3 separate regions of the Homo sapiens genome follow, and all the other regions are linked to region 2. A link is a contact called in ENCODE Hi-C or POLR2A ChIA-PET data. All regions are on one chromosome and are shown on one strand. The core of a region is the stretch at or near the end of the contact, and the rest is flanking DNA. Distances in the headings are between cores, read along the strand shown. Region 1 has its middle 12 kb from the start of TMPRSS6. Region 2 has its middle 13 kb from the start of LL22NC01-81G9.3. Region 3 holds the start of IL2RB (interleukin 2 receptor subunit beta).

Region 1 (3,634 bases), core at 721-3,220, 140 kb after region 2:
TTTTTTCTTTTTTTTTTTTTGAGACAGAGTCTCACTCTGTTGTCCAGGCTGGAGTGCAGTGGCGCGATCTCAGCTCACTGCAGCCTCCGCCTCCTGGGTTCAAGTGATTCTCCTGTCTCAGCTTCCTGAGTAGATGGGGCTACAGGCGCAGGCCACCATGCCCAGCTAATTTTTTTGTATTTTTAGTAGAGATGGGGTTTCACCATGTTGGTCAGGCCGGTCTCAAACTCCTGACCTCAGGTGATCCACCCACCTTGGCCTCCCAAAGTGCTGGGATTACAGGAGTGAGCTACCGCACCCGGCCTTTGAAATTTCACTTCTTCACCCCATTTTAGATGAAGAGACTGAGGCTCAAAGGGGCCAAGTGGTACAGAATTGGGAGGGACAAAATGTCCTCGGCCCTGAGCTAGGCGGGTGGCAGCCAGCACGGCTGGATTTGAGAGGTAGGAAGAAGACCTCATAGGTTTCCTTCAGCATTTGTCACACCTCCTAGAATCTTGTCATCATAGATTTGGGCCTTATCTCAAACCATCATCCCCCAAGACCTACCCAGGTGCTTGAGGGAGATGAGCTGTCAGGATTAGGAGGTTGGAAAGGGCAGGGAGGTGGCAGGAGACACCAAGCCTGCAGGTGTCCAGCTCATCCCCTGCCCCAAACAGCCATCACCAACACAGCAACAGAGTATCCAAAAGGCCAGCCAGCAAGTCAGCAGCTTCCACATCTCTGGCCCCTGGCTGCCCTGGTCACAGCCCTGTCTCTGTCTGTCTCTCCCACGGCTAGCTCTTCTCTCCTAAGTACTTTACATTAACTTACTTCTTTTTTTGTAACAGGGCCTCACTCTGTTGCCCAGGCTGGAGTGCAGTGGCACGATCAATGCTCACTGCAGCCTCAATCTCCTATGCTCAAGGGATCTTCCCACCTCGGCCTCCCTAGTAGCTAGGACTACACGTATGTACCACCATGCCCGGCTAATTTTCTGTATATATTTTTTGTAGACACAGGGTCTCACCATGTTAGCCAGGCTGGTCTTGGACTCCTGGGCTCAAGGGATCCTCCCACCTGGACCTCCCTAAGTGCTGGATTACAGGTGCAAGCCACAGCACCCTGCCACATTCAATTATTTCTTTCATCCTCACAACAGTCCTGGTATTGTCCCCTTTTACAGATGAGAAAACTGAGGCACGGAGAAGCTTAGGTATTTGTCCAAAGTCACAGCTGATAGGCAGCAGGGCCAGTACTTAACCCAGGCTGCGGGGCTCCAGAGTGAGGGGGCCAGTACTTAACCCGGCTGCGGGGCTCCAGAGTGAGGGGGCCAGTACTTAACCCGGCTGCGGGGCTCCAGAGTTAAGGCTATAACCACTATGCCACACTGCCCCAAGGTGTCCACAAAGGCTGAAAGTGTAGAATGAAGGGGGCTTTGCTCGCTGCTGGATCCCCAACACCGTGACTTGCAGGTACTAGGCCCTCCTAAATGTCTGTTGAATGAATAAATGAATGAATGAACAATTCCTTCCTCTTCTAAGAACCATCCTCAAGCAGCTATCCAAAACTACCTGAACTCTGGCTCAGCCTCTCTTGCTAAAGCCCCGCACGGCATTCCACAATTCCTCCCCAGGTTAGAAGACTCCACCAGAGTGTTCACTGGCACCATTTCCTGATCAAGGCTTGTGCTCACAGGACCGGGTTGATTTTCTTCCACACCGAAGGAGGGCTGTGATCAGCTGGTCTACTTGTATGTGTCCTCCAGAGTCACTCCCTCCCAGACAAGGTTGGAGACTCTTTGTGGACAGAGCAGTAGCCGGCCTCCTCTCTGTGGCCAGTGCCCAGCATGAGGCCAGGTAAATAGAGGAATGGGAGATGAGACATTGTCTGCCAGCTCTGCTCCTCCCTCCGTCTGCATCCTGGCTTCCTGGAATCGTAGACTGGGCACTCCCCCCTCCACTACCCGACCTGCGTCTCTCACCACTCAGCGCTTCCTGCCTCACTTTCTGCCAGGCTCTGTGATGGGAGCCTCGAGTGTGTCATAGCCCTGGTGGTGGAAAATGTCTCTAAGCAAGTCAGCCTAGGGGATGTCCCAGGCCTGTCACAGGTGCTGGTGGTGAGCTCAAATTTAATCAACACTCCCTCCCCCACTACCAAACGCACTGTGTGGCCCGGGACACGGCACCGCCATCCCCTCAGGGCCTCTGGGCCTCTACTGAGGAACAAGACTTAGAACCTCTGTCATTCCTATCTTGGTAGGTCACTGTGTGTTTGTGTGGGATACCAGGGGTGCACACCCTTTAGAAGCTGTAAGAAGCTGTGCCATGTGGGTGCTAAATATTGCCTGGGTTCAACTTGCTCCACTACATTCTAGCTGTGTGATCATGGGTAAGTCACTTGGCCACTCTGAGCCATAGGCTCAGCTATAAAATGGGCTAAGAATAGTACCTCCCTCATGGCATTTGCTTAAGGATCCAGTGAGTTAAGGATGCTTCCAGAGAGTGGAAGGATCAATGTGCTTATAACAGAGTCTGACGCATCTAAGTGCTCAATACATGCAGTTCTCGAAGACTTTGAAGGACCGAGAACATTCCACAGTGGCTCTCACAGATCCTTGACCCCAAAGCTGTCCCTCCCCCACTGCCTGTTGATAAAGCCCAAATTGTCAAATAGTGGCTGCTAATCTGCAAGAACAATTCCTCTCTCTTCCAAGCACCATCCTCAATCAACTATAACCAAAACTAGCTGAGTTCCAGTTGAGCCCCCTTGCTAAAGCTCCACCCAACATTCCACCCTCCTTCCCCAATTAGAAGGTCCTTTCAGAGTCTTCTTGTGCCTGGCTTTTCTGACTAAAGTCTTGAGCTAACGGGGCTCTACCTGATGTTCTTCCAAAGCTATTAGTATCACCCTTAGATCCCCAGAATCTAGCCCAGGCTCTGACCCACGGCACAACAGTTGGTTATAACAGAGGTAGCTCAGGAGGGGGACAGTAGGAGGAAGTAATCTACTCTACTTGGGGGCAAATCAGAGGGCCTGCCAGAAGCAGAGATGCTTGAGTGGGGTTCTGAGGGATGCATAGGAACCTGAGGGTAGATAGCTTGGGTGGCAGGGCAGGGCTACTTCAAACCCAGGGATCAGCAGGTGCCAAGCAAATGAGTCAGTTGCAATCCCTACTCTCATCCCCACCCCCCAACCCCAGCGTGAACTCTTGATGTAAAATACATGTAGCCCAGGCCTTAAGCCATATTCCATGTGGCACCTGGAACCACAGAATGTCAGGGCTAGGAGAGCACTTAGAAATCATCCAATCTGCCTGCCCAATTCACAGATGGGGCAACTGAGGCATAAGAGCAGATGGGACCTCCCCAAAGTCCCCCAAGCCATGGACGATCACATTAAGGACCTCAGCCATTATCCTGAAAATGACAGTGGGTCACTGGAGGTTTAGCAAGGATGTGGTGTGGCCAGATACGACCTTTAGCCAGATCAGCCTGGCAGGGCTCAGAGGTGGAAGGATCAGAGGGGCAGGCGGCTGTGGGGACAGGCAGACCGAGGAGGAGGCTGAGCAGGCATACGAGTGAGAGGTGATGGCGTCAGGTCTGTGGCACGGAGGTCACCAGGGTGGGGGTGGGAGAAGCCAGTGAAATGCTGG
Region 2 (3,429 bases), core at 154-2,653:
GTCCCAAGGTGGAAATATCTGAAGCTCCCATCAGTGGGCATCTGGTTAGTGTAGCAATATGATAAGGGGGACTTTCAAGACTCCAAATTCAGATAAAGAGTCATCAAAGAGCCCACATCTGCAGAGAACCATAAACAGTGGGGGTCAGATGCCCTCTCAGGGTTCTGCAACCCCACATCCTCACTAACACACTCTGGCCCTCCTCTGGGCCAGGGAGACCTGGGCTAGAGAGAGAGGGAAGAAGTGTCAGAGAGGTGAGTGCTTGGCCAGGTAAGAAAAACTGTGGCTTTTCCTTCCCCCTTACCGTGAAGAAGGAGCTGGGGTGAGCTCCTCTGCCCCAAGCCAGGTGAGGATATCTCCCAGAGGAGCAATGGTAGAGCCTGGCGGTCTTCACTAAGGGGAGACTCACATTTTGTTCCCCAGTGAGAACAACCCATCGTGCCTGCCGGACCTTGCTGTGCTCTCTGCCTTCTGATAGGGAGGAGAGGGTTGGAGGGAGACCACGGGGGATGGAGGCTAGTGGGGCTGCCACACTTCCACCCCATGACGCCACAGGATGAAGGAGCTTCCAAAATGCACGTGGACCCCAAGGAAGGGAGTGAGGCGTGAGTGGCCACGCAGAGCCCATCCAAGGGGGCAGACAACTGGGTGAGAACACCCCAGCAGGCCAAGGCTGTGGGGTGTGCCCTAGAGGAGGGCAGGACCCGAGGCAGTATGGGGAGCTGCTGAGCCAGTGCATCTCCCTCACGGGGGCGCTGTGCAGTGTAGGTGCCCCTATGGGACACGCACACCTCCTCCAAGAGCGGCCCCCGCAGCGGAGCAGAGCTGGCCAGAGGAGCACTAAGTAAGCCAGGCTGACAGAGGTGCTGGAAAAGAGGTCCAAGGGGGAGCTGGAACTGTTACAGGCATTCAAACCAGAGTGACTCCATTTTGAACAGGGGCTGGGCTACTGGGCTGCGTTCCCAGGAAGTCAGGCATTGTTAGCCACGGGATGAAATAGAAAAAAAAAAGTTAGCCAGGTCTGGTGGCGCACACCTGTAGTCCCCGGAAGGATCGCTTGAGCCCAGGAGTTCGAGGCAGCATTGAGCTAAGATCTCGCCATTGCACTCGGCCTGGGTGACCGAGTGAGACCCTGACTCTAAAATAAGTAAATAAAAAGAACCAAAAAGTATCTAATTATGGATGATTTTTACTTTCGTTTAGACGCTATTCTCTATAATAAAAAATGTTGCATTTGTAATCAGAAAATTAAAAAAGAAAGAAAGAAAGAAAGAAAGAAAACTGTTAAAACTGAATTGGTAGAAGAATGGGTTAGTGAGACAATCCCTCGCAGAATCTTGTGCTTTGGGAAATCTCCGTGCCGTTTGTAGAAGGATTGCACCAGTGACGCGGTGACACCCATCTCCTCCCAGCCCCGCCTCCTTCCTTCCGGTCCGCTGCTGAGGCTTGGCTCGGCTTGTGCTGCCACCTACAGGTCAGCGACAGACATTACTTCAACCCCCCTTCCGCAGGGGCAGCCGCTCCCAGCTGCAGTTTTCCCTTTTCATTTTAAGCCCTTGGATTTCAGAGTTGAGGATGGAGATGTGTGGGAACTTCCAATGTGAAGTCAAGATAGGGGAGAGGGCAAGACAGAATGAGATAGAGAACACCTGTGTGTGCATCTGTACATGCAGGGCCCAGTGCAAAATGAAGATGTGGGGGCCCCTTGTTCAAAAATTATTAAGAATCTCAATATTGTAACAGTAGGGCATTAAATCAAGTGCAGCGCCCTCTGAGAATGAGCCGTCTGGGACTGCACAGGTTATAGGCTGCATGCCCATGAAGCCGACTGGCAACCTTGTATTTGGACTTAAGTTAGCAATGCTTTCGTATGCTGTGCCTAGGTGTGTATGTGTACAAATATGTATATTTGTGTGTGTGCATCATGTTTGCGTGCACCTGCTTGTACAAACGTGCTTAGATGTCTGGTTTTTGTTTCGTTTTGTTTTGTTTTCTACACGGAGTTTTGCTTTTTCACCCAGGCTGGAGTGCAGTGGTTCAATTTCAATTTGGGCTCAGTGCAACCTCCACCCCTGGGTTCAAGCGATTCTCTTGCCTCAGCCTCCCGAGTAGCTGGGATTACAGGCACCCGCCACCATGCCCAGCTAATTTTTGTATTTTTAGTAGAGATGGGGTTTCACTATGTTGGCCAGGCTGGTCTCCAATCCCTGACCTCAGGCAATCCACCCACCTCGGCCTCCCAAAGTGCTAGGATTACAGGTGTGAGCCACCACGCCCGGCCTTAGATGTCTGTGTGTAAGTTCATGTACAGTGTGTTTGTGTGTGTGTGTGTGTGTGTGCATATATGCATGTGAGACAGCAGGTTTCTCTGTTCCAGGGAAGGACAGGGGCCTCAGGTTTCTCACTCCAAGGCTGCTGAAGAATAGCAAGAGGGGCCGGGCGCAGTGGCTCATGCCTGTAAACCCGAGGCAGGCAGATCATAGGGTCAGGAGATCGAGACCATCCTGGCCAACATGGTGAAGTCCCCTCTCTATTAAAAATACAAAATTTAGCCAGATGTGGTGGCGGGTGCCTGTACTCCCAGCTACTCGGGAGGCTGAGGCAGAAGAATCGCTTGAACCCAAGAGGTGGAGGTTGCAGTGAGCCGAGATCATGCCATTGCACTCCAGCCTGGTGAAAGAACAAGACTTTGTCTCAAAAAAGAAAAAAAAAAAAAAAAAGACTAGCAAGAGGGTGTCTTCCTATAAGAGGAGTTGTCAGGTCCCACCCACTGAACTGCAGGGCTCTTGGCACAGAAAAACTCTCTCCTAACCTCAGCACTAAGGGAAGACCAAACTCTAGCTGGCTCCTAACAGCATCAGGACGTGTCCCTTGGATGACTCCAGCACCACCATCCTCTCCCCATTAAAATGTCACCTGAGGCTGGGTGCGGTGGCTCCTGCCTATAATCCCAACACTTTGGGAGGCTCAGGAGGGAGGATCACTTGAGCCCAAGAATTTGAGACCAGCCTGAGCAACATAGCAAGACCCCATCTGTACCTTAAAAAAAAAAATGGCCCTCACACCTGTAATCCCAGCACTTTGGGAGGCTGAGGCAGGCGGATCACCTGAGGTCAGGAGTTAGAGACCAGCTTGCCCAACATGGTGAAACCCTGTCTCTACTAAAAATACAAAAAATTAGACAGGCGTGGTGGTGGTTGCCTGTAATCCCAGCTATTCAGGAGGCTGAGGCAGGAGAATCACTTGAACCTGGGAGGCGGAGGTTGCAGTGAGCCAAGATCGTGCCACTGCACTCCAGCTTGGGTGACAAGAGCGAAACTCTGTCTGAAAAAAAAAAAAAGGCCAGGCATGGTGGCATGCACTTGCAGTCCCAACTACTCAGGAGGCTGAGGTGTGAGGATCACTTGAGCCCAGGAGTTGGAGGCTGCA
Region 3 (3,213 bases), core at 660-3,159, 170 kb after region 2:
GGATGACCCCATGCCCAGGACAGGAACTGCAGAGAGCCCCAGTGTGTGAGGAAGGTGCTGAGGGACAAAGGGGTGCAAGGTCAAAGGAAGGTTAGGGGTAAACCACAGGCCCAGCCTAGAGGCAGCCGGGCAGGAGGAGAAAGCGCCATCTGGAGTCTGCTTCCCGCCGCCTGGAGCTCAGAGGTGCAGCGATGCTCGGAGAGGGCAGAGTCCACGGGAGGATGGTGTGGGGGTGCCAGAGGGGCACAGAGCTGAGGGAGCGCCTGGCAGTCACTGAGGCTGCACCCTCATTCTGCAATGGGGAAGCTGTGCCTCAGGGAGGCCAAGGAACCCACTTAAGGTTGCACGGTGAGGAGAAGCCCAGCCTCGGGTGACAGCAAGTGGAGCCCAGGACCTCGAGTTTGAGCACCCCCTCCTGGGTCCTCAGGCACACCCACACGTGCCCTGTCGTTCATGACTCTGAAACTGGTCACACCCACGGATGCCTACGTCCCCACCACAGCCCTGCAAGGTGGGTCTTGCTGCCCCATTTGATCCATGCCAGAACTGAAGCCCGGAGCGGCTGACCCCAGCCATCTGATTTTCAGAGAGATGCTGCTGGGGACAGGGACTGGTGCCTGCTCTCTCTCTGCCTACACTGCCTGCCCTGAGCGCTCGGGGGTAGTTCAGCTTTTAGCCCTCCCTACAGCCCCATGAGGAGGCTCTAGTATGCCTCCTTTTTGCCAAATGAGGAGACTAAGAAACGGGTCAACCTCTCACCCAGGCGAGAAGGGCATAGAGCTGGGATTTGAACCTGGTCAGGTGCAGTTCGGGGCCCCTGCTGCCATCAGGGGTATATGGTGGCTGGGGCAGGGTGGTAAAGCAGGAGCTCGGGAGCCCATGGTTCATCCAACTTGACCTCTGAACTCAATGGGGCCTATGTCCCCTCGTCCTCTCTGGCCACCTCCACCTGCCACCCCCCTGCTCCCATACACAGTGCTTGTCTCTTGCTATTTAACTTCAGGGGCTTCTCCAGCTGGGTGCGGGACCCTGGCTGTGGGGGAAGGAAGGGGACCCTTGGGGATAGCTCAGCTCCTCACTCCACCTCCCTCCCCCGAGGTGCTACAAACACAGTTAAGAGTGGGAGGCTTCGGCCCCCAGGAGAGGAGAGAGCATGAGCTCCAGGCAGCCCCAAAGATAGGGTCCCATCCCCAATGTCCGGAGATGCTTCTGACCTGTCCAGTCATGCAGCCAAGGGAGGGACAAACCCAGACTCAAACCCAGGGCTCTGCCTCCAGCCTGGGGCTCCCAGAGGCCTCGCAGCAACTTCACTTCATAGATGGCTCTCCAAGGGGACCCTTCTGTCCCCACTTACTCCACAAGCCTCCTGATGAGCACGCAACACAGGGCTGCCTCCCCCGGTATATGGGCCCCACTCCACAGAGGTCAGGAGGGGGCTCCCGCCTGTCCCACCCCATATCCCGTACCCTCTCCGGGCACCCAGGCTATCCACCCATCCCTTCTCCACCTCTCCGGGTTGGGGGCCCAGCACACAGAGCCCAGGGAAGCCCCTCATCCCACAGCAGTCCCTAGCCTCCCCTGAATGGGTTGGGAAGGAGAGCTGACCTGGGACTGGGGACCGCTTTTTCCTCCAGCCAGGAGCCATGAGAGCTGGGCCCAACCCCTCCCTAGGGGAATTCTAAGACAAAGTTGGGGGATGGGAGTTCAGGCAGAAACTGCTGGGGGAACTGAGTCAGAGCTGAAAGTCTTCTCTGTGACTTTCACTCCCAGCCCTCTGGCTGGTCCACAGGGGCCGGGAGGGAGGCAGGGGGACATCACCTGGCTGAGACATGGGGCGGTGGCAGCGCGCGCTCTCCAGTCCTCCCCGGTGCTGGGACCGTGGCCATCTCTCCAGGGCCCTGCTGAGCTCTGGCTGCTGGGGCCGCAAAGACTAAAAGCCCAGAGCCAGCCCACTTCCTGTGCAGAGGATAGAGGGGCAAGGCCTGGGGTGGAGAGGCGGGGAGACGAGGCTTATGAGAAAGCCTGAAACTCCTCAAGCACCCAGGGCCAGATAAAGATCTGCCTCCTACGCTGGGGGCGGCACACACACACACACACACACACACACACACACACACACACACAGACACACATTGTCAAATAGGGGCCTAGCTGCACACAGGAGCCAAGGGAACGCAGGCCCTCCCTCTCTCCCCTCCTACATCACCCCCACGCCAACTCACACAGGCTACCCAACACCTCTGACGCCTCCATCCGGTCACACACATACCCACTAATACGTAGGCTTCACACAAGCAGGTCCCTCTAGGTGACCCCAGCGTCTCACCCTCCTCCCAGCCTGCAACACACCATCTTTCCGAGACTCCCATTTCACCCAGCCTTCCAGGAAGCCCCTTACTCCGTTTAGCATTCAGAGATGACTGTTTTTTTTAGTTTTTAATTTTGTGGGCATGTGGTAGGTGTCTATATTCATGAGGCACATGAGCTATTTTGATACAGGCATACAATGTATAATAATCACATCAGGGTAAATGGGGTATCCATCACCTCAAGTATTTATCCTTTCTTTGTGTTAAAATCCAAGTATACTCTTTTAGTTATTTTTAAATGTACAATAAATTATTGTTGACTAAAGTCACCCTGTTATGCTATCAAATACTAGATCTTATTCATTCGATCTAATTCTGTTTTCGTACCCAACAACAATCCCCACCCCTCCAACCCCCACTGCCCTTCCCATCTCCATCACTGCCCTTCCCATTTCCATGAATTCAATTGTTTTAATTTTTAGCTCCCACAAATAAGTGAGAACATGTGAGCTTTGTCTTTTTGTGCCTGGCCTGTTTCACTTAACATAATGACCTCCAGTTTCAAACATGTGGTTGCAAAGACAGGATCTCATTCTTTTTCATGGCTGAATAGTACTCCATTGCATATATGTACCACATTTTCTTTATTCATTCATCTGTTGATGGGCACTTAGGTTGCTTCCAAATCCTGGGTATTGTGAACAGTGCTGCAACAAATGTGGGAATGCAGATGTCTCTTCCATATACTGATTTCCTTTCTTCTGGGTATATACTCAGCAGTGGGATTGCTGGATCATATAGTAGTTCTATTTTTAGTGTTTTGAGGACTCTTCAAACTGTTCTTTATAGTGGTTGTACTAATTTACATTCCCACCAACAGTGTACGAGAGTTCCCTTTTCTCCC

The links. Hi-C counts contacts between places; a loop is a spot of excess contacts on that map. ChIA-PET counts read pairs that join two places held with the same protein, here RNA polymerase II (POLR2A). Pooled maps may share reads with other maps.
Region 1: a loop to region 2 is called in a map of naive thymus-derived CD4-positive, alpha-beta T cell, with 4 times the contacts of the local background. The contact joins two enhancer-like sites. A Hi-C loop is called at or near these places in 1 of 168 maps with a recorded cell type or tissue (naive thymus-derived CD4-positive, alpha-beta T cell) and 4 of 50 pooled maps. POLR2A ChIA-PET finds 5 or more read pairs at or near these places in 1 of 52 experiments (activated T-cell).
Region 3: a loop to region 2 is called in a pooled map, with 5 times the contacts of the local background. The contact joins the promoter of IL2RB here to the enhancer-like site in region 2. A Hi-C loop is called at or near these places in 4 of 50 pooled maps. POLR2A ChIA-PET finds 5 or more read pairs at or near these places in 3 of 52 experiments (activated B cell, activated CD4-positive, alpha-beta T cell and activated T-cell).

What each region holds. Positions count from the first base shown.
Region 1 is chr22:37,120,366-37,123,999 of GRCh38, forward strand. No RefSeq gene overlaps it. Among named protein-coding and RNA genes, the nearest start is that of TMPRSS6, 12 kb to the left of the region's middle. Within about 2 kb of position 1,971, at least 6 of the 41 ENCODE cell types and tissues checked have a DNase peak (open chromatin) inside an H3K27ac peak, as active enhancers do.
Region 2 is chr22:36,976,773-36,980,201 of GRCh38, forward strand. No RefSeq gene overlaps it. Among named protein-coding and RNA genes, the nearest start is that of LL22NC01-81G9.3, 13 kb to the left of the region's middle. Within about 2 kb of position 1,404, at least 12 of the 41 ENCODE cell types and tissues checked have a DNase peak (open chromatin) inside an H3K27ac peak, as active enhancers do.
Region 3 is chr22:37,148,007-37,151,219 of GRCh38, forward strand. IL2RB (interleukin 2 receptor subunit beta) reads right to left here and starts at 1,910. Exons shown (of 10, transcript NM_000878.5): 1 at 1,819-1,910. RefSeq lists enhancers at 197-246, 1,950-1,972, 2,055-2,086, 2,169-2,280 and a promoter at 1,820-2,775.